2 separate regions of the Homo sapiens genome follow, and region 2 is linked to region 1. A link is an interaction called in ENCODE POLR2A ChIA-PET data of the cell type or tissue named here. Cell type or tissue: IMR-90. All regions are shown on one strand. Links, peaks and the distances in the headings refer to the core of each region. The heading gives the core; the rest is flanking DNA. Region 1 overlaps RERE (arginine-glutamic acid dipeptide repeats). Region 2 overlaps RERE (arginine-glutamic acid dipeptide repeats).

Region 1 (10,070 bases), core at 1,060-9,059:
CTTTAAAACCTCAGCTCAGTTAGGAACTTAATTGCTTGATACTATCATAGCCTCCACCTACCCTGTGGAAGTGTGGGCTCGAAATACACCTACCAGTGTAGGACGGTGGTGTCCCTATGTGTTTTGATGGTTGAATATTAATAAAGCAGAAGCCATGGATCTTATCCCCATAGGCAAGATAACCACACAACCTATCATCCACACTCAAGACATTTTTGAGAGTGAAAGGGGAGGCTGTTTAATAGTCTGGCAGGACAACAGACAGGGATCAGGACATAGAGGCAGCTGTGTTCTATACCACAGACTCGATTCTAAGGGAATGCAGCAGCAGAGTAGAGAAGACAACCCAGGTCCCCACATAAAATACAAAGACCCTTCTCCTTATCTCATAAAGAGCTATTTCATGAAATGTGACCCAAGGCCCTTGGTTCAATAAACTGCCATTATTCTAGCCTCGGTGACTGGCGGTAGATGTCTCCTCCTCCCCACGCCTCACCTCATTAGCTTTTGTTATCTTTAACATCGTAATCGTACCTACTAATGTGTATCATAACGGGCATTCACCCAGTTACTTTTACAGTGCCCAAACATCCTTTATACACAAAATTTCACCACGGCAAAGGGATTCTCATTTATAGTATAAACAATGAAACACATCTCTCAGTTATAACCCCAAACCAACTTTTTATTTTATGATTATTAAAAAGATAAAATACCTAATTACTCAACATTTCAAAGCCATCGGGTTTTTGTTTCTTTCATTGCTCCACTAGTCATGTTATTTGCTGGGAGCAAAATCAAATTCAATTTCTTCTTCTTCTTAAAATCTTGCAGAGAAACAAAGCTTATTTCCTTCTGCTCATCTTTTACCCTTATAGCTTCAGTAAACTGAAGGAGAAAAAAATCTTGATCATTCTCATCTGATTATCTTTTAATAAGTACAGAGAAGTAAGAAAATAAGAAAGTGGAAATAACTATATTTATTCCCAGAGCAAATATTTCATCATCTGTTGTTCTTACACAACAACTATGAGGATGTGCTGAATACAGAACCTCAAACAAAAACATGAGAAACAGCAGTGTGTGATTTAGAAAAAGGTATCTAAACATACTGCACCCTACTTCCCACACTGTTTTTGTAGACAGCTTTAATGTGTTGTATTAGACCAATACTGACAACAGAAGCTTTAGCTTTTATTGCTGTTAATACCCTGAGCAATTACCGTAACTCAGCAGGAACCTCTGCCCAGAACAGCAACTATCACATTGTAATCAGCATTTCATAAGAGATGCTGTTCAAACAGGAAGGCACCTGCTAATGTGCAAAAACTGTACAAAGGGGGCTCAAGATCTAATAGGTAAAATAAAAATATTTACAATTTTATTTCACAGCTATATATTTTTCACGGTGCACTGATGTTTGGTTTAGTAAAAATCACACAAAAAGACAATGGGCAGGAAAAGGGCAGTAGCAGCAGCCACTACCAAAACAAAACTCTTCAGGAATAAGGCTACACCCGTATTTCAGGTGTCAGTGCTGTATCTGTTTAAAAAAAAAAAAAAAAAAAAAAAAACACACTTTGGAAGGAAAGATATAATAAGTAGCAAAGACCTCTAAAAATGGTTTTTAAAAATTCATATAGACATAAAAACTGGATAGAAAGCATTTGATTTACAAGATTAAACTGCAAGGCCACCTTGCAATGCAACCAGGAAAGTTAAAAGCCGCTTATCAAGAATAGATCCATCTTAGAAGTAAATAGCACATTTGACTTCATCTTAAAACAGTAAGCATGCAATAACTTAAGCAATAACTTTTTAACAAAGAAAAATAAAATGTGATTTTTTTTTTTTCTTACTGAATATACTACTTTGGTACTTGGGCCATTAAAAATGATAAAAAACAAAGGAGATGCAGAGAAAGATCTTTTCAAACTACATTTCTTTAGACTGAAATATCACATACAACATATGTCAGAACACAAATATTGTCAAATTACAAAGGGTGTTGGAAATAAGAGCATTCACAGATAGTGATACACATCTCTACAAAGCTAAGGAATTACGAATTCTCTAGGCCTAAGAGCACAGACAGTGGTTCACAATCTTCAAAGTACTAGGATCCCTTGTAAGATCAAAATGTTTCAAAAGATTCCCAAATGATACTACTTCAGTAGTATTTCAAATACCAATTGTTTGAGGAAAATAACAAACAAACAGTGGTTCCCGGCTGGCATGGTAGCTCACGTTTGTAATCCCAGCACTTTGGGAGGCCAAAGCAGGCAAATCACTTGAGGTCAGAAGTTGGAGACCAGCCTGGCCAACATGGTGAAACCCTGTTCTCTGCTAAAAATACAAAAAAAATCAGCCGGTTGTACTGGCACGCACCTGTAATCCCAGCTACTCGGGAGGCTGAGGCAGGAGAATCACTTGTTTCCGGGAGGCAGAGGCTGCGGTGAGCCAAGACTGCACCACTGCACTCCAGCCTGGGTGACAGAGCAAGACTCTGTTTCAAACAACAACAATGACAAATAGTGGTTCTTAACTGTGTATTGCTTTTAAATAAGTGAAATTTTTAAAAATCATAAAAGCATACTGAAAACAGGCTGAAAAATCGTTGTCCAGACGTGTGAGATCAATTTATTTACATCAAGCTTAGCATGTTTATTTGCAGACCTCTGCCAAATCTCTGCAGACATCCAGGGATCCAAAGCCTAAAGTGTGAGAACCACTGGCCCTAAAAAAGCGATTTCATAATGAGGAACATCAACACTTATATATTCAGGAAGAATTTTTAATGAGAAAGTACAGTAGCTATGTCCTTACTTCTGCAACACATGCACTAAAACTGGAAAGAAAGTATAACAACTTTACCACGCCCAAGCCAGACTTCTTTCAACCGCTACCCCGGGAAACCCCCACAACAATTTCAACATCATATACTCCACACCTGCCGAAATATTGAAGGAAGTGACAGGTTTCCACTGGAAACTATTCTCTGACCCGTTTATATTATTTCCCCTACTCATCAATTTACTGAATTTACTTTACTTCAGGCTCTTAACAATGGCTGAGAAGAAACAAGCTACTTCAGAAATTCAAGGGACTATCTGAAATTGTCAAAAGTTACTAAAGGGATAAAAACTTCAGAAATATTGTTTACAATATAAGCATTATGAGAGTAAGTGTTACAAAGCTGAAAAGATGGAACTAGTAACCCTCATTTCAGTGCTACTGCCACGAGGCAGTTAGCACTCAAAAGGTGAACTGGTAACCACGTCAACAGCGATGGAGGAACAATAAGAGATAGCCAATGGAACTGGAAAAAGAGAGAATACAGAGCAGAGTGAACAGCACATTAAAAACGCTTACCAGTTTGAAGTCTTGAATGCTACAGATGAAATACGGTGTGTTTGGCCTCCGACTCTCGATATACACACAGTCTTTAAAAGAAAAAGAAATTTTAAAACAATGGCATTTACCTTTAAGGAACAAAGACAGGGCCCATAAAGCCACTGCATAAATAAATAAATGACAAAGCACATATCTTTTATTGTAAATTTTTTCCAAAAGATGATATTAAATTGCAAATATCTTTAGGCTAAAGGAAAACTGCCCTTTGGTTCTTTCTGATTATTTTTCTAATAATTTAAAGAATCTGATGAAGCCTAAATTATTTTCTTCAGAGTCCCTGAAGAAGAAGGGGAGGAGTCCAAGGGATTATCCATATTCAGATGAAGACATTTAGATAAAAGAAACCGCTTGCTCAAGATCACACATCAAGATGAAATCTTGAGTATCTTATTCAGATACATGTTCACATGTCTTCGAAAAAGAGAAACGGCTTTGCCACGTGCTACTATATTTGTAATAAATATTTTGTGAGGAAATAAATGAAATACGCAAAGATGACTAGCTTGAACATGCTATTACAATGACCTTTTCAACTAATCAAAAAGAGAAAGAAAACTAATCTCTTACAGACAATTTGCCATTACATTGTACCCTAAACACATTTTATTTTCTAACTGTAAACAAAAACAATGCCACTAATCAGAGATGGAATAAAGTAAACCAAATTGCATTTTCTTCAGGGAAGAAGGGTGCTTTCTTAAATTACATTTGACATGGCAGTGGTTGGAAAATAATTTTTGATGCTCTCAATGACTGGAGTGTAAAGCGTTGCTTTTGTTTGTTTGTTTGTTTGTTTTGTTTTGTTTTGTTTTGGCTGGTCTCCTCTCCAACTCCTGGGCTCAAGCAATCCTCCCACCTCAGCCACCCGAAGTGTCAGGATTACAGGCATGAGCCACCACGCTTGGCCAAGGTTGCTTTTTAAAATGCCATGTTAAGACACTTAAATAAAAAGCAATGATTTTAAGGAAAGCAGTGGCTATAGAGAGAGTTAACCTCCTCCTACCCCCATATCACAACCTAAGATCATCATAAAGCTTAGGTCAGGAAAGTCTACGTATTATTTACTGAAAAGTAAAGGCACAGTCAATGAAATCTAGGAATAGTGACCACAATGCCTCATTCATTCATTCATTTTGCATAGACAGGGCCTCACTATGTTGCCCAGGCTAGTCTCAAACTCTTGGGCTGAAGCTATCCCCCTGCCTCGGCCTCCCAAAGTGCTGTGATTACATGCATAAACCACCATGGCCAGCCCATAATGCCATTCATTTTATACTTCCTCTGGACCCTTCAGAATGAGTGTATCTTACAATAATTCAGATGCTTGACAACACTGGCAACTTCCTCTATTGTCTCATTTGTCTTATGTGTTGAGAGCGAAGAAAAAGCACAGAAGTAGCAATTGGGAGTCATCACAAACCCCAACAGACCAACTAAGATGATCAGGAAGAAAGTCCTCACAAATGAGTACATTCCAAGAAACTTTCTGCAGAACATCAGGATCTTTGTACCTACCCAAAAGGCACTCTAGAAAAAGAAGAAATCTCAATGCCAACTATTTAGGCATTCAGAATTCCCCAACTGATTTCTCTACTCAAAGATGGACTCAACAGAGATTTAATCCCTGAATCCACGTAAAACAGTAGCTCAGGAATGAACTGTTGACTAAGCTTTCCCTATCTTGTTCCAAGGTCCCAGATGCTAAATAACTGTGCTTCAGCATTCAGGCAACATCAACTTAACATGCTAATCATCTTAAGGGACAAGCAAGAGAATTCTTCCCACCACAGTAGATCATTCTTTCATACTCCTACCTTGGTATTCAAGTAAAAACAGAAGAAACTCAATTCCCTAGATAAAAACTGTAGCTCCAAATTACACAATTTTGGAACAACCCAAAGTTCTTAGTTTCCTGTGTTTCAGTCCCTGTTATACCCACTGCCAGCATTTCAGATCTCTAGTTATCAATTATTTACTCACCTTACTCAACTCAACATGCCCTCTCCTTTCTGTTGCTTCCTACATACCACATTTCATGACATTAACACCATCATAGCCTAGCTACTGACAGAGCAGGAGCATCACCATCTTGGACAAGCACCACCATTTTCAAGTTCCCCTTGATCAAAAACTGCCTAAATCCAACCCAAAGGGCATCAGCCTAATGGCTAATGACATCATGACCATAAACCACAAATGACATCTCCAACCACAAACATTCCAATCCTAAGATAAACCCCTCTCTGACCACAGACATGCCAGCCCAGAGATAACGTCCCCTCTGGCTGGAGAGATGTCAGCCCCAAAACATTCCAACCCCACAATAAACTTCTCCTCCACACAGAAACATTCCAAGCCTGTGATAAGCTCTCCTGCCCTAAATCCTTAAGTAATACTCTTGGTCTGTAATAGACAGTGCTCCTGACCAAAATCAGCCAGAAGCCCCTCTCCGGTTTATTCTCCAAAATGAGCCTGTCTTTGACTGTTAAGCCACTTTTCGCATTTCTTTCCTCATTCTTTAACTCTTACAGCTACTACTCACTGGCTTCAGAACTAATAGGTCCCTTTCTAATTAATTGCTTCTACCTTCTTAAGGCTCAAGTGACAAACTTACTGCATTCAATGGTCTGGTCTCACTCCACACCCCATCTTCCCCTAGGCTGCATTCACTACAAGAAACCCCAACTCTGCTCCCAGTCTGCAAAACTCTTCTTCTCTCCTTCTACTAGCCCCTGATCACACCAACCTTAGAATTAGTTATCAGTTCCATATGGAGTAACTCCTCATGGCTCCTCTGTAACTAAATGGCAACACCTCCCTTCTTTTACATAACATTAACAATTTACATTCCTTGTCAAGTTATTTGGCAGTAAGGTGGTCTGCACTGTCCACTAACAATTACTATCAATCTTGTAGGCTCAGAGAAATGTACTCAATTCTACCTTCCCCGTACTCACCAAGGACTAATGTCTGCCATTAGTGTGGGGGTTAAAAAAAATAAAAAATAAAAAATAAGGCCAAGTCAGGTGGATCACCTGAGGTCAGTTCAAGACCAGCCTGACCAACATGGTGAAACCCCAACTACACTAAAAATACAAAAATTAGCTGGGTGTGGTGGCACACACCTGTAATCCCAGCTACTCAGGACTTAGAGGCAGGAGGATTGCTTGAACCCAGGAGGCGGAGATAGCAGTGAGCCGAGATCACGCCACTGCACTCCAGCCTGGGTGACAGTGAAACTGTCTCAAAAAAAAAAAAAAACCTGAAATAAATGGGAGACACTTGGAAAGCAAAGACTACGCATGTTTTTCTTTTTACACAAAGAAAAGCTTTATTTATATATACTTTAAATAATCCATAGGATCATTACTACACACCATCTTACTGTGAGATATAAAGCTAACTTACATACAAAAAAGCTTTCCAGAAAAAGGAAAAAGAACCTATGTTCTTTCATTTCCCGCTGCAAAGTTACATTCAAGAAAAGTGCCTGTAAATACACTAGGATATAGCTCTGTTAGAGAAGGAAGGAAAGGAACATGCCGGTATGTCAAGAGCAGCCAAGCACATCTGTTTGCCTAAACACTTCTCAGCAGTTGTACTGGAGCTGCCTCACACACCTGGCCTGAGAAATGCTGCCATGAGGGATAAGCATGAGAGAGATCCTCAACCGGACATACGGAATGACCACTGTTACTTTTCCTTAGATTAAAAGCCACCTCTTTTTGTTTAAAAAACGACCATGGCAACTCAAACTGATCCAAAGCTATGAATTCATATCAGACAGTCCAATACACAAGGTTAATAATCTGTAAAATGGGTGAGTGCATCAAGTGAGCTCTATCAGTACTTTGAAACACATATATGAAAAAGTTAGAGAAGCTCACTGCAAAATTAAGTGACAAAACTTACAGTTTTGTAAGCCACTGGAGGGTGGCTGTTAAAAAAAAAAACTTTACATACATAGTCATGAAACACAGAATGGCTAAGACTGGAGTAATAAGAACTAAAAATGTTTCACACTATGTAAAACTTGCCATAGGAATGGGGAAAAAAATACACTGCTTTGACCTGATTTGTCTAATTCATTTTTAAAATCAAAGCATGACGAACTATTGTACAGTCAAACTTTTCTTTATAACCCTCTGACAAATATTAGGATGACCCAACAAAAAATAAACACAATTTAGAATTCAAGTCTCACAGAAAAAAATTCTACTTTATATTACTCTTAAAAATATTCAAAACAAGGTTCAATTAAAGCCAAATTCTCATATAAAAAGCATTTCCCCTTGGCTCATTAATCAAGCAGCTATTTAAGAAAATAATTTATATAAATGTTTATAGCACAAAAATAAAGTGCTTTATTTGAAAAGGGAAAGATAAGAACGTAGTCAAGAGCAATGTTAAAATCTCAGTTGGAATATATGCCCAGTAATCTTTTAAAGCCAAAATGATTTGGCAAGATTTTCATGCAATTTATGAGTGCATGGGATGTCTGAAGCTGGTTATAAAATTGGTTTTAGTCAGTAGGATCAATGATTCTCAATCTGAAAATCTCCCACGGCCCCCAAGCACTGCATATACTTCTTTTTTTATTAGAAAGCTAGCAGTTCTGAAAGAACTGCACAAAGCTGATGTGATCCACCAAATGCATAATGCACATCTTCAGAATCACCCATGTAAAAACACGTATTTACCAGAATTGAGCAAACGGTTTTGGCAGGGCAAGTATATATATTTTTTAAATCTTCAAATCAGCATGCCTGTAATGGGCCAGAAAAATGAGTGAGGCTATTACCATCAATATCAATTAGTCCAAACAACACATGATAACTAATGTGTCTTTACTAGGGATGTCTAGAAATGAAACCATGGGTCTAGGTTGAGACCTACTCTCTTAACACCTAACCTCTGTCTGGGAATGGATCACAGGATTAAGTGACCTCAAATCCTTGTGAACAGGGAGCAACAAAATCCGTAATTTGGGCAATGATACTGAACAGAGGTATTTCTGGCTGTTTCTCACAACCTCAGCATAGCTTCATGTCCAAAGATCTATTGTGCCATCTGTAAACAACAGAGCATTTGCTAAGCTGGGGAAGGAAGTCAGCCAAAACGTGAAGGCAGATTCTCAAGGCAAAGAAGGCCCTCTCTGCTTTTTCAACCCTCAGCAAATCAGCAGGTTTATGTAAATATAGCAAAAGCACAGTCCCCTCAAGGGTAAAAATCTCAGTCTGAAGCATTAGGCAGTGTGTCATTATGAAACACAAAGAACCTGTCAGCATCTTTTCTGACAGCCTCCTACAGAGCAGAGTGGACACTTACCTCACCCACTAATTTAGCAAGCAGTGCCACACACGCCAGTACTAAAACTGTGGTCACAACATATATAGGCAATGCTCAGCCACTGCTCCACCTCATAAAGAATTTTCCTTTCCATCAATGTGTCTCCGCCTATTAATCTTTGAAATACCTTCTCATCCCTTTGCAAAGCATGGCAGTGCCACTCTGATATAATTTCCAATAGAAAACCCCATTGTAAAAAGCACGCATGAACAAAGACTTTCTCACAAAGAGATTTCTCAGAGACCAAGCTGGGTGGCACAGCGGTGAAATGGGAAGTTGACTCTCAGGACTGCACCGCTCTTCTGCTTTCTGTTTCTCCTCTACATGACTCCTCCACCCTCAATGCTTGGAGGTAACAGTCAATGAGGTACAGTATGTTGGTCTAATATTGCAGAATAAAAAATCCACAAGTATCTCTCTACAGTTAAAACAGATGTCCTCCATTTTCCAAGACACACAAAGAGTGTATATGTTATGTGTGTGTGCATGCTGGAAACAACGCTGAAATCCCGGTACCCAAATTCCAATCCAGAGTCTCTGGCATACTGCATGTCCTCCAACAAACCCTCCCAGTTCTAGTCTCCCAAACCATAAAACAGCCAAACCCATCACCATTCCTCAACTCTATAAACAATGCACTGTTCTTCATAGTAAACACTCAAAAATTATATGAGGAACAAACAAACTAAACAGAGACATGGTTTAAAAAAAAAAGAAGAGAGAGATCCTAGCAAGAAAGTTGCTACGCTCTATCAATATGAACAAAACAAATGCTGTATTCTAATACTTCTTTAGGAAATAACTCGATTGCCAGGTAACCTACTTTAGTTTCCTGCCAGAATCTTTTGCTGTGAGGGGTACTCATATTGACTGTAACACTGGAGAATTTAAAAGGGAAAAGGACTGCTGCTCAGGAAGCTCAGGTGACAGCATCACTGGAGCCCTGGAGTTCAAAGCTGCAGTGAGCTATGATCCAGCCACTGTACTCCAATCTAGGTGACAGAGTGAGACCCTGTCACTCAGTCATACATACATACGTACATATATACACACATACATACATGGAAAAGGAAACAAAAATTGGGAAAAGTGCACCTCCATAAATGAAGCCTTCCCAGTCCTTACCCTTACTCTGTTTATCAACTGTTATCAAAATCAGCTGCATCATCTTAAGGATTCTAAACTTGGTGGGAAAAGATCCCAGATAACATATATCTTTGTTCCCCTCTTTTTTAAACATAATAATTACATTCCATGTATTGAAATGTCTATAGATTCCCAAGTAGTGCTACAAAGAAAGCCTCACT
Region 2 (10,070 bases), core at 976-8,975, 210 kb before region 1:
AGGCATTCGCATTAGGAAACCCTCTGTGGTACAGGCTCTCTCAGTGGCCAACTATTTGGTGATCTGCACATTTTTAGCATAGAACCTTGAAATGATACAGCTGTGCTGGTCATTACGGAATTCTCTTTTTGTGTGACAGAATTGTGACAGGCTCCCAGGACCTAAACCCAGAAGGAAGCAGGACCATATTGCTGCCTAGAGAAGGGGATGGAGCAGATTCCAGGACACCGATGAAACAGAAGCTTCCATCACAGTGCTTTCTGCTACCTTATGAGACAGTTCGCATCTCAACAGCTCTAGGATACAAAGGAAGCACATACATTTATACTTTATAAGGTGGCCAAGGAATCCTACTGTGAACAAAGAATGTCTAAGATAATAAAATTCCACTTTTTTTTTCTATAAAAAGCAAATCTTGTCCCAGATGCAAGCACTTGCAACAGAAGCTCTGTGGGGGAAGCCTACCTCTCAAGGCCCTAGTTCTTGGCTCATCCCCACCCCATGACCTGGACAAGACCTGTGAGGGTGCCATTTTTAGTATCACCGTGCCTCAGTTTCTCCACCTGTGCATGTGGAATGATACTGGCAGCCCCCGTAGACTTATGGGGATGACTGCTGAGCTGATGTCTATAAAATGTTCTTAATGGCAAGGGCGAAAGAGCTATAAATACAAGGTCAAAGCAGCATTTAAAACCTTTTTAAAGCTGCAGCCACTTCTTTCTTTTGAAACAGAGAACCACAGGGAGGATCAAAGGCGTGCTGCTGTTAACTGCGGCTCTCAAGGCCTTGCCCTCCACCTGGCAGAAACCCTAGAGAGGTCTACCATGATTTTTACCTTGACTAACAAAATCTCAAGACAAGTTGTACAATGGTTTCCTGGAACATTCTGAGTAAAGAAATGGGAAACCAATACAGCTTACCTAGCTTGTTACCTTCTATGAACGCTGGCATTAAAAGTAAAAGGCAGCCTTGGGAGGAAGAAATGCAAACACAGAGGGAGAACATAGCTTCCCCTTGTCTCTCTCTGCCACAAAAGCCTGGCCAAAGTGACTCTACTAGGTTGAAGCAGCCTGCATAATAAAACGCTTAACCTTGGCTAAGTTAACCTCCTCAGCCATTAAAAAAAGGGAGGGTGGGGGAAGGGCTAGCAAAATCAAGCTTACGGGAAATAAACCTAATCAAAGCCGAGTAGTAACAAAGGGCACCAGAAACATTTCTACTGTATCACATCCCACAGGCTGGCCAAGAGCCCGGAATTTTCATTACAACTTTCAAAGAGAGCAAGAGGAGGAGGGAAAAAGATTTCACAAAAGCATTATCAAGGCCCCAACCCAGGATGCCCTGCTGTACAACCAAAATTTGTAAGAGGTCAGCCTTTCAGGGAGTCAAAAACCCAGCATGTGGAAACTGGCAGGCCTTTTATATAGTGGGAGGGGTTCTTAAAACGACTACTGTTTCGCACTGAAGTCTCTGAGCTTCACAGATCATTAAAGGTTTCTGAACCACAGAGAAAGGAGGGCAGAGTTAAGGAAATAAATCAAAAGTTCCTCTGGGACGCACAAATGCCTACTTGGAACAGGCTTTCAGCATGAATATCCTCCACATTAAACAACAGGGAGGACTTTTCAAAATAAAAGCAGAAAAGAGATTCATTTTGTTACAAGCAATGCACTTTTTCCTTTTGGTGTAAAGGTTATGTGTGCTATAAAAAATGACTCCTGCCGTGAGTGCTGCGGGGAGGTGGAGGCTGGGCTTGGGGCAGGAGGTGGTGGTGGTCAAAGAAAACAAGTAGAAGTGAATACAACGCCTGAGAATGCTGTGTTTGGGGGTCCCCCAAACAAGTCTAAATGTCCCGCAATGATTTGGGGGTAGGATGTGAGGTAGGAGAATGGTATCAGAAAGGAATTTCTTCTACATTTATTCCTTGCCATCCTTGCCCAAGAACTGAAATCATTTCCCCACAGCCAGAAAGAACTGTCTTCTTTGTGGGTGTGCAACACACACAGTTGCAGATCTGGGGAAAAGAGACTGTGCCGTTTTGAAGGCAGAGCCTCACACTTCTTAAGGAAATATCAGTTGTCTCAAAACCAGCAGAGGGAGTACAACGTTTGAGAAGAGGAATGGCCAACCCGATTGCTGAGGATTCATGTTTAGCCCCGACAATGGTTGTAAAGCTGAGCTATCTACCATAACTTCTGCCCTTGCTCTCCTGTCACCCAGCAATAGTAAACAGAAAGAAAAGCTATACTACCTACTCAGATGGAATTAGCTTGTTCTAACAACCGCATGAGGCAGCAGAGAGAAAAGGAGAACTGTCCACACTTCTGTCGGGACACAGTTCCTGTGAGCAGCACTGTTTTGGGGAGAGGAATAGAAGCAGGGGGAAGGCTCAATGAAAAGCAGAAAGTCCAATTTGGACTGACAGCAAATCCCAAAGCAATGATTTTACCTTAAAATCCAGGGCTCCTAGGCCAGTCTGTGAACAGCTCATTTCCAGAATTTTTGTTTATGAGAGGGCAAAATGGAGAACTCTGTCTTTCAAGCTTTTCTTTCAACAGATGATTTGAAACAAAAGCAGCACACTCATGAAGGCGTATGTCTGCTAAATGGTTGCTATCTTAATCTTTAGCCACAGTTTATCAAAACATGTAGGAATGGGTTGAGAAATTAACTGGTGCTAAGATTATCAGCATGGACAAGTTCCTGGGGAGGGCCTGGCGACATGATCAAAGCTAATGGTCCCTCTCCCAGGAGCAAAGAGCCTACTATTTCATGCATGATGATGTTGGGCTCTGGCACTGGAAATCTTTGCTCAGGTCCATTCTAAGTGTCGAAATGGTGTAATTAATGGTTAGCCTGGGTATGCACTATTCAATCAGGCAATTTTTTTTTTTTTTTTTTTTTTTTTTTTACTAAATCCGAACATTAATGCTTTCTCATTGTGGGAAATGAGAGCTGGGATAAAGACATGCTCAACTCAACAGAACAAACACAACCTATATGTGACTTTATGTTAGTCTAGGAACTGTGCACTGATGCACACCCAGGAGGCACTAAGTTAACACACATGCATGCATACCTGCCTGCCTGCTGGGTAAGGAGGGCTGGGCAGGGGAGGGGGGCCGCCCTGGCTGGGGGACACGGCTGGGGCCATTGTTGCCACTTTCTCCTCTTTGTAGACATCAATTTTTACAAAGGGCCGAATGATAAAGGTCCACAAGACCTCACCCAGAACGGCTGTTGCAGGAAGCAGAGGCCTGAGCAGCCTATAGCCAGAAGCCCAGGCAGGGGGTGTGCCAACTACACAGGCCCACATGAAGAGCCTCCATGAGGAAGACGTTATGGCAAGAATCCTCTAAGTCTCCAAGGGACGAGATCAGAACAATGTATGGAAGGTGAAGTGATACAGATTTCAGCTTAATAAAAGGAAGGCGGCCCGAAAAATGGAACTGTTCAAAACCACAATGGCTTCATTTAATGGGTTCGATGTCCCCAGTCTGCAGGAATGCTGTAGAAGATTCAGGTAGTGAGAAATACCTCAACAGACAAGAAAGCTACTTCAAGGACTTCCTTCGGCAAGGCCTTTCAAACAAGTTTTAACATTGAAAACACCCATCCTTCAAAGAGCTTGAAGCCCCAAGTGTCCATCTTCCAGGATGCACAAGACTCCCCAAGCCTTCATCCTCCCATTACTATTTAATATCCACACTACATTGTTCGGCACTTGGTTTCCCTCCAGTATGCACCGTGGCAGCCAGTAAGACACCCCCAGGGAGCACAACCGCAGCTCACTATTTTTCTCCCCATGCTCAATAAGTTCAGTAAGTGCTTGATGATTGACTAGCATCAGGAATAAACTAGGAGCATTTTACATTCACACTATCTAGTTAAACATTCCAAATGACAGATTTCCAGAAAAATGTTGCAACAAATGTAAGTATTTATAGACATGCCTGGTAAGGTATGTAGCATTTGGAGAAATAATAACTAGAACAGAGTACTGTACAAAAGAAAATGGTACACTTTTGTATGAGTCTAAGATATATTGGACAAATGGGTATTCCTATTGGTAAACATGGACATCTTAATAAAAATACAAAATTACTACATAAAGAAGCATTACATCCTTCAACTCATCTGGTGGCCATAAAATGGAGAGAGGCACATGGACTTTTCTCCTGAGTCACCTGATAGATTTACAAGATCAAAAGAAATAAGGGCTTCAAGTCTTTTTTTTTTTTTTTTTAAAGAGATGGGGTCTTGCTAGCTTGCTCGGGCTGAACTAAAGATATCCTCCTGCCTCAGCCTCCCAGGTAGTTGGAACTATAGTAGGAGTATCTACCCTGCCCTGCTAGAACTTCAAGTTTTGATGGGCAAATCCACCCCAGAGGACAGGACAAATGCCAGTATTCTGGTTAATAGCCCCAGATGAGCCAGCTTCCCACCCATCTCCCGTAAGGTGGCAGACACATAAGGGAAGCCACCTTGGACCTTTCAGGTCAACCCATCTACCAGGTGATACTACAGAGTGAGCTTTGGATACATGACATGGAAACAAATGGCCAGCTGAGTCCCACCTAAATTCCTGATCTACAAAATTATTAAAACTATAATATTTATAGTTTTAAGCCAGTAAATTACATATACTAAAAGGTTTTGGTTTTTAGAAATTTATTTAAAAGTTTTAGGGTTTTTCTTTTTAGGCTCACATTATCCAAAACGTGTAGTTTGCCCCCAGTTCACTGGCTCTGTGCTTTACTTTGCGAAACTAGCCATCTATACAGATTCATCGGGCCTATTTCCTTTAGAACTTAATCCTATTGTTCCACAAATTACAGATTCTCGCCAAATGAAAACACCTCCCTCGACAACTTAAGGCCACAAACCTCTGACATAATTCAATGTGTGTCATTAGCACATTTCCAAAACAGAGCACTTGTGGGAAGAAGAACCAAGTTCTGATCTTAGAAGCCCTGTGCCTAAGTCAATAACCACCAAATCCCAAAGGTGCTGGACAGATGCTGCTCCGGCCCCGAAAATAATCAAACACACAAAAGTTACTATTAATATTTCTTGCCAAACAACAATCAAAAAAATCCAACTCCTGCACATGGGAACAAAGCGACAATGGCAGCAGCTGCAAATACATAAGCGAAGCATCACTGAAGAAAGTCTCCAGCTTAATATTGCTCCCGACACCCTCTGTGGTGGTTCACTCATACAGCAAAGACACGGGATAAAAAATTCCACAGACTGTTTTCAAGATAATAAAATGGCATATGATGATGACTCACTAACAGACTAAAAGGAAAAAATATCCGTCAACAGTCATAGGAAGCTTACAAAGCTGCAGAGATCTGGCACCACTAAAGCTCCTCCACCTCCCCTGGCTCTCACCTCCAGTACACACATGTATGTGGGACATACAAAGTGTGTGTGTTCATGTGCACACCCTTTAGGGATTAATTTGAAGCCAAGTTGCAATTGGCTAATGGCTTACTCTACTGCTTAAGACAGTATTTTATTCTTGACTGGCTCAATAAACCTGCTGAGAAAAATAAACAATGGATTTCAATCTTATAAATAATCTAGAACACAGAACCGCTGCGCAAACAGGAGAGTTGATTTACTGCGCACAATAAACAGAACAGGAAGGACCAGTGTGGCAGAGTGAACCCCAAGTCCTAGTCCCATTGTCCTGGGACAGTAGAGTTCACAGGGGTTTTCTGTCTATTACACAAAGTCTAAGGCCTGGGATATCCAGGTTTCAAACTGGTCTTAAAAAGAGCATTTCAAAGCAGATCAGGTGGAGAAGCTTTGGTGGTGCCAGATCTCCGAAGCTTTGTAAGCTTCCTATGACTGTTGATGGATTTTTTTTTCCTTTGGTCTGTTAGATTTTGCTCACACTGAAGAGCAAAAGATGAGGAAAATGTTCGTTTAAAAACAATGAAGAGTTTTCACGTCTTAGGACCATTAATTATCTACCCATGATTACAATGTATTTCGAACCTATTATTTATACATGCGTGAACACACACACACATACTTCATTTTAAGCAAATAAAAAGTAAGGGCTGTTACAGGACTCTAAGGGTGCCATAAAGAGGTATTAAAATGAGGTCCCTGCCCAGAAGGCTTTATATTCTATATAAATACATATATGCATTCATGCACACATGTGTGCAGAGTAAAAATGCATGGAAAAGAGGAATCAGAGTCAAGTCCAAGAATAAAATAAAATAAATTTTAATTTTGTTTTTTGTTGTTGTTGTTGTTTTTGAGACTACTCTGTTGCCCAGGCTGGAGCATAGCAGCGTGATCTTGGCTCACTGCAGCCTCGACCTCCTGGGCTCAAGTGATCCTCCCACCTCAGCCTCCCGAGTAGCTGTAACTACAGGTGCGTGTCACCATACCCAGCTAATTTTTTGTATTTTTTGTAGAGATGGGGTTTCACCATGTTGCCTAGGCTAGACTTGAACTCCTGGGCTCAAGTGATCCTCCCACCTCAACCTCCCAAAGTGCTGGGATTACAGACATGAGCCACTGTACCTGCCCAATCTTAATTTGAAGAGGGTGGAACAAAACCCAACTCTGCTGAGATGAAATGGGCCCTTTGTGTAACAGCAACCAGCCTGGGGAGGAGCAGAGGCAGCCCCAGCAAGACCGTTAGAAATGAGGGAACTTTAGCAGGGCACCATGGCTCATGCCTGTGATCCCAGCACTTTGGGAGGCCAAGGTGGGTGTATCATCTGAGGTCGGGAGTTCAAGACCAGCCTGGCCAACACAGTGAAACCTCATCTCTACTAAAAATACAAAATTAGCCAGGCATGGTGGCGCATGCCTATAATCCCAGCCATTCGGGAGGAAGAGGGAGGAGAATTGCTTGAACCCGGGAGACGGAGGCTGTGGTGAGCTGAGATTGTGCCATTGCACTCCAGCCTGGGCAACAAGAGTGAAACTCCATCTCAAAAAAAAAAAAAAAAAAGAAATGAGGGGACTCAGATACCTTTCAGAGAAGACCCCTGGCCCACCTGGCCCCTTCACTAGGGGCCATGAAGGTAAGCACCCTTATTCACCTCAGACATCCCATCCTAGACAGCACAGGCCTGGGGTTACCAAAAGCTCCCCCAAAATCCCAACTTTGTCAACTGGGATAGTTTAGATATTTCAATAGTCGGCCGGGCGTGGTGGCTCACACCTGTAATCCCAGCACTTTGGGAGGCAGAGGCGGGCGAATCATGAGGTCAAGAGATCAAGAGCATGCTGGCCAACATGGTGAAACCCCATCTCTACTAAAACTCTACTAAAAATACAAAACTCAGCTGGGCATGGTGGCGCATGCCTGTAGTCCTAGCTACTTGGGAGGCTGAGGCAGGAGAATCACTTGAACCCGGGAGGTGGAGGTTGCGGTGAGCTGAGATCGCGCCACTGCACTCCAGCCTGGGCAACAGAGGGAGATTCCGTCTCTAAATAAATAAATAACATTTCAATAGTCAAATCCTGGGGATTATGATACCACAATTGAGAGGATTCAGAAGAAGGATTTAAGACACTTGAGCAGAACAAAGAATTATATTTCCAAAGTGGGGGGGTCGGTGGGGGGAAGAAACATGGGCCATTAATACTGAAACTTAATTAAAAAATTCAACATCTCGGAAAACTTAGCTTAATGGAATTCTGGTATCCCAAAGGAAGGTTGCTCCTGTTTGCTTTTCCTATTTACCTAACACAATTAATGGTTTTCAAATTATACATGACAGGAAAAAAAAAATCTTACTGGGAGTAGGGGGATGCCTTTCCCATGCTGAGCAGCTGGGACTGAGACTGAGGTTAATGCTTTGCTTTACTTTTCAAAACAATACTATTAATTTTTACTCTATTTTCCTAAGTATTACTCAAGGGTATAGTTTCAAATAAGATTAAAAATGAACTAGTTATTCAAGGATTATAATTTCAGATACATTTTGAAACTTAGTTTTAATGTCGGTTTCCTAACAGACTAGATAGATATATTTTTAAAATATCAGCAAACTAGTTTTCAAAGTCAGAATAGATCTTACAAGGCTAAAAAAGAATCTATGATATAAAATATAAGCTCCAAGTGGATAAATCCATTGACTGTTAACCACAGCAACCACAACTTGTAAGTCTTTCTAAAGACCAATTCAAACCTTCCATTTGTTTTACTAGCTAATAAAATGGTGCAGACTATTTAGGCTTCAAAGTCATAAATGTCTCCATCTAAAAGTCATCCAGGTAACCAAGACACAGCCAAATCATAAGAAATATAGGTTAGCAAATACCAACAGCAAATAAATCCCTGCAAGCAACATTTTGTTCAATAACACTTTAAAAGCCCCAAGCATACTTCATTTGAGTGCAGTTTCTATAAGTAATACATTTCAAATAATTAAAGCATTCTCATGCCATCCCCACTAGTTTTCATATGTAGGATAACGCCAAGGTCAGGCTGTTTACACTGAGAACGGCAACTGTCCAAGGCCCTTGGTTTAAAAAGTCACCCAATTTTTTAATACCTCCTTTTCTTTCCAACACCAGCACCAAAAGTCTCTTACGTACTTCACTTACACAAGGGAATATCAGCCAGTCTCTCATAGATTACCCTCACGAAAACTGGACCACTGCCCAGGCAAATATCCCTATAGTTCAGACTATCACAATTAATAGATTCGAGCCTCGGCTCCATTTTAATGGGAACAAACTCTCAGCACAGGAATAGCTATAGGATCACAGTACTTACTGCCAAAATGCAGTGCCTGTTTCTACTGGCAATCACTTTGGCCTCAAATGGAAAATTCCAACTGTTTATATCTATGTGAGCACAAATTATTAAGAAAAACAGTATGGCACATAAATGTCTTTCCTCTTACCCATCTTGCCAGCCCCTCAAATAACTTATATTTCTTTTTCATACATAAGGAATGCCAATAAAAGAAAGCAATGCCCGAAAACACTGTGGTATTAAACCTTTATGACTATGTAAACTTCAGTTAACAAGAGAAGGCCATCCTTCCACATAAAAAGGCTTATTAAAAACTGAAATAGAATCTGGCAAGGTCTAACTAGACTGCATGCCACAAGGTAAAGAGAACAAGAGCTTTTGTATCAAGTAAGACAGGAGTTACAATCATGTTTCTAGAAAAACATGGGAGTGGGAATTGAGAAGAAAACTATATTGAGAAGTCCTGGCTCACGGTCAGGCGCGGTGGCTCACACCTGTAATCCCAGCACTTTGGGAGGCCAAGGCGGGCGGATCACAAGGTCAGGAGATCGAGACCATCCTGGTTAACATGGTGAAAACCCCGTCTCTACTAAAAACACAAAAAATTAGCCAGGCGTGGTGGCGGGCGCCTGTAGTCCCAGCTACTCGGGAGGCTGAGGCAGGAGAATGGCGTGAACCTGGGAGGCGGAGCTTGCAGTGAGCCGAGACTGCATAACTGCACTCCAGCCTGGGCGACAGAGCGAGACTCCATCTCCAAAAAAAAAAAAAAAAGAAAAGAAAAGAAAAGAAAAGAAATCCTATTATTGACAATGGAAATAAGCCCTGATACTTTTCTGTTTGAAATATTTTGCAATAATTAGAAAAACAAAATCAAGCCCTAATAGTGAAACTTTACAATTTTAACAGAATAAAGACAGTATCATTTTAAGAATGATATACTATGCAGGCTCAGAATTCTGCAAGTCTGCATTACTGTAAATAGCGGTGCTTCCTAAACTTTACAGTACTTTGGAATCCTCTGGGGGGTCCGTTAAAATGCAGATTCTGGCTCAAGAGACAAGGACAGGGCCTGAGAATCTTCCATTTTAACCAGTGATGAGAGTGCTGGCCTGAGGAGCACACTGTGAGCAGTGAGGATAGACAACGTTTGTAGAAGAGGGACAAGGTTTAAAAACAGAGATCTTCTAATGTACTGGTATGTGGCCGTGACACATTTGCACATTCTCAGTAGCATCAACCGACTAAGGAAGTCCATACTTTGTTATGCAACATTAGATTAAGCATTAATGAGGCTAGGAAAATTGTTTATTTAAGGTTATAACCTGAA

What was found. ChIA-PET counts read pairs that join two places held together with the same protein. Peaks named below come from ENCODE experiments on the same cell type or tissue, not always from the same donor. Only the 100,000 strongest peaks of a DNase experiment are listed, where the experiment ranks them.
Region 2: POLR2A ChIA-PET joins it to region 1 with 10 read pairs; 4 of 35 experiments call an interaction of 5 or more read pairs at or near these places.

The regions. Positions count from the first base shown.
Region 1 is chr1:8,620,938-8,631,007 of GRCh38, forward strand. RERE (arginine-glutamic acid dipeptide repeats) reads right to left here. Exons shown (of 23, transcript NM_001042681.2): 3 at 3,373-3,443. Among named protein-coding and RNA genes, the nearest start is that of SNORD128, 130 kb to the left of the region's middle. RefSeq lists an enhancer at 8,883-9,002. In IMR-90, for the core only: no CTCF peak of the experiment used is centred there; DNase peaks (open chromatin) are centred at 5,204, 5,654 and 8,494; H3K27ac peaks cover 1,725 bases.
Region 2 is chr1:8,407,089-8,417,158 of GRCh38, forward strand. All of the region lies in intron 12 of RERE (arginine-glutamic acid dipeptide repeats), which reads right to left. Among named protein-coding and RNA genes, the nearest start is that of RERE-AS1, 13 kb to the right of the region's middle. In IMR-90, for the core only: CTCF peaks have their summits at 2,271 and 5,193; DNase peaks (open chromatin) are centred at 1,243, 2,243 and 5,263; H3K27ac peaks cover 3,822 bases.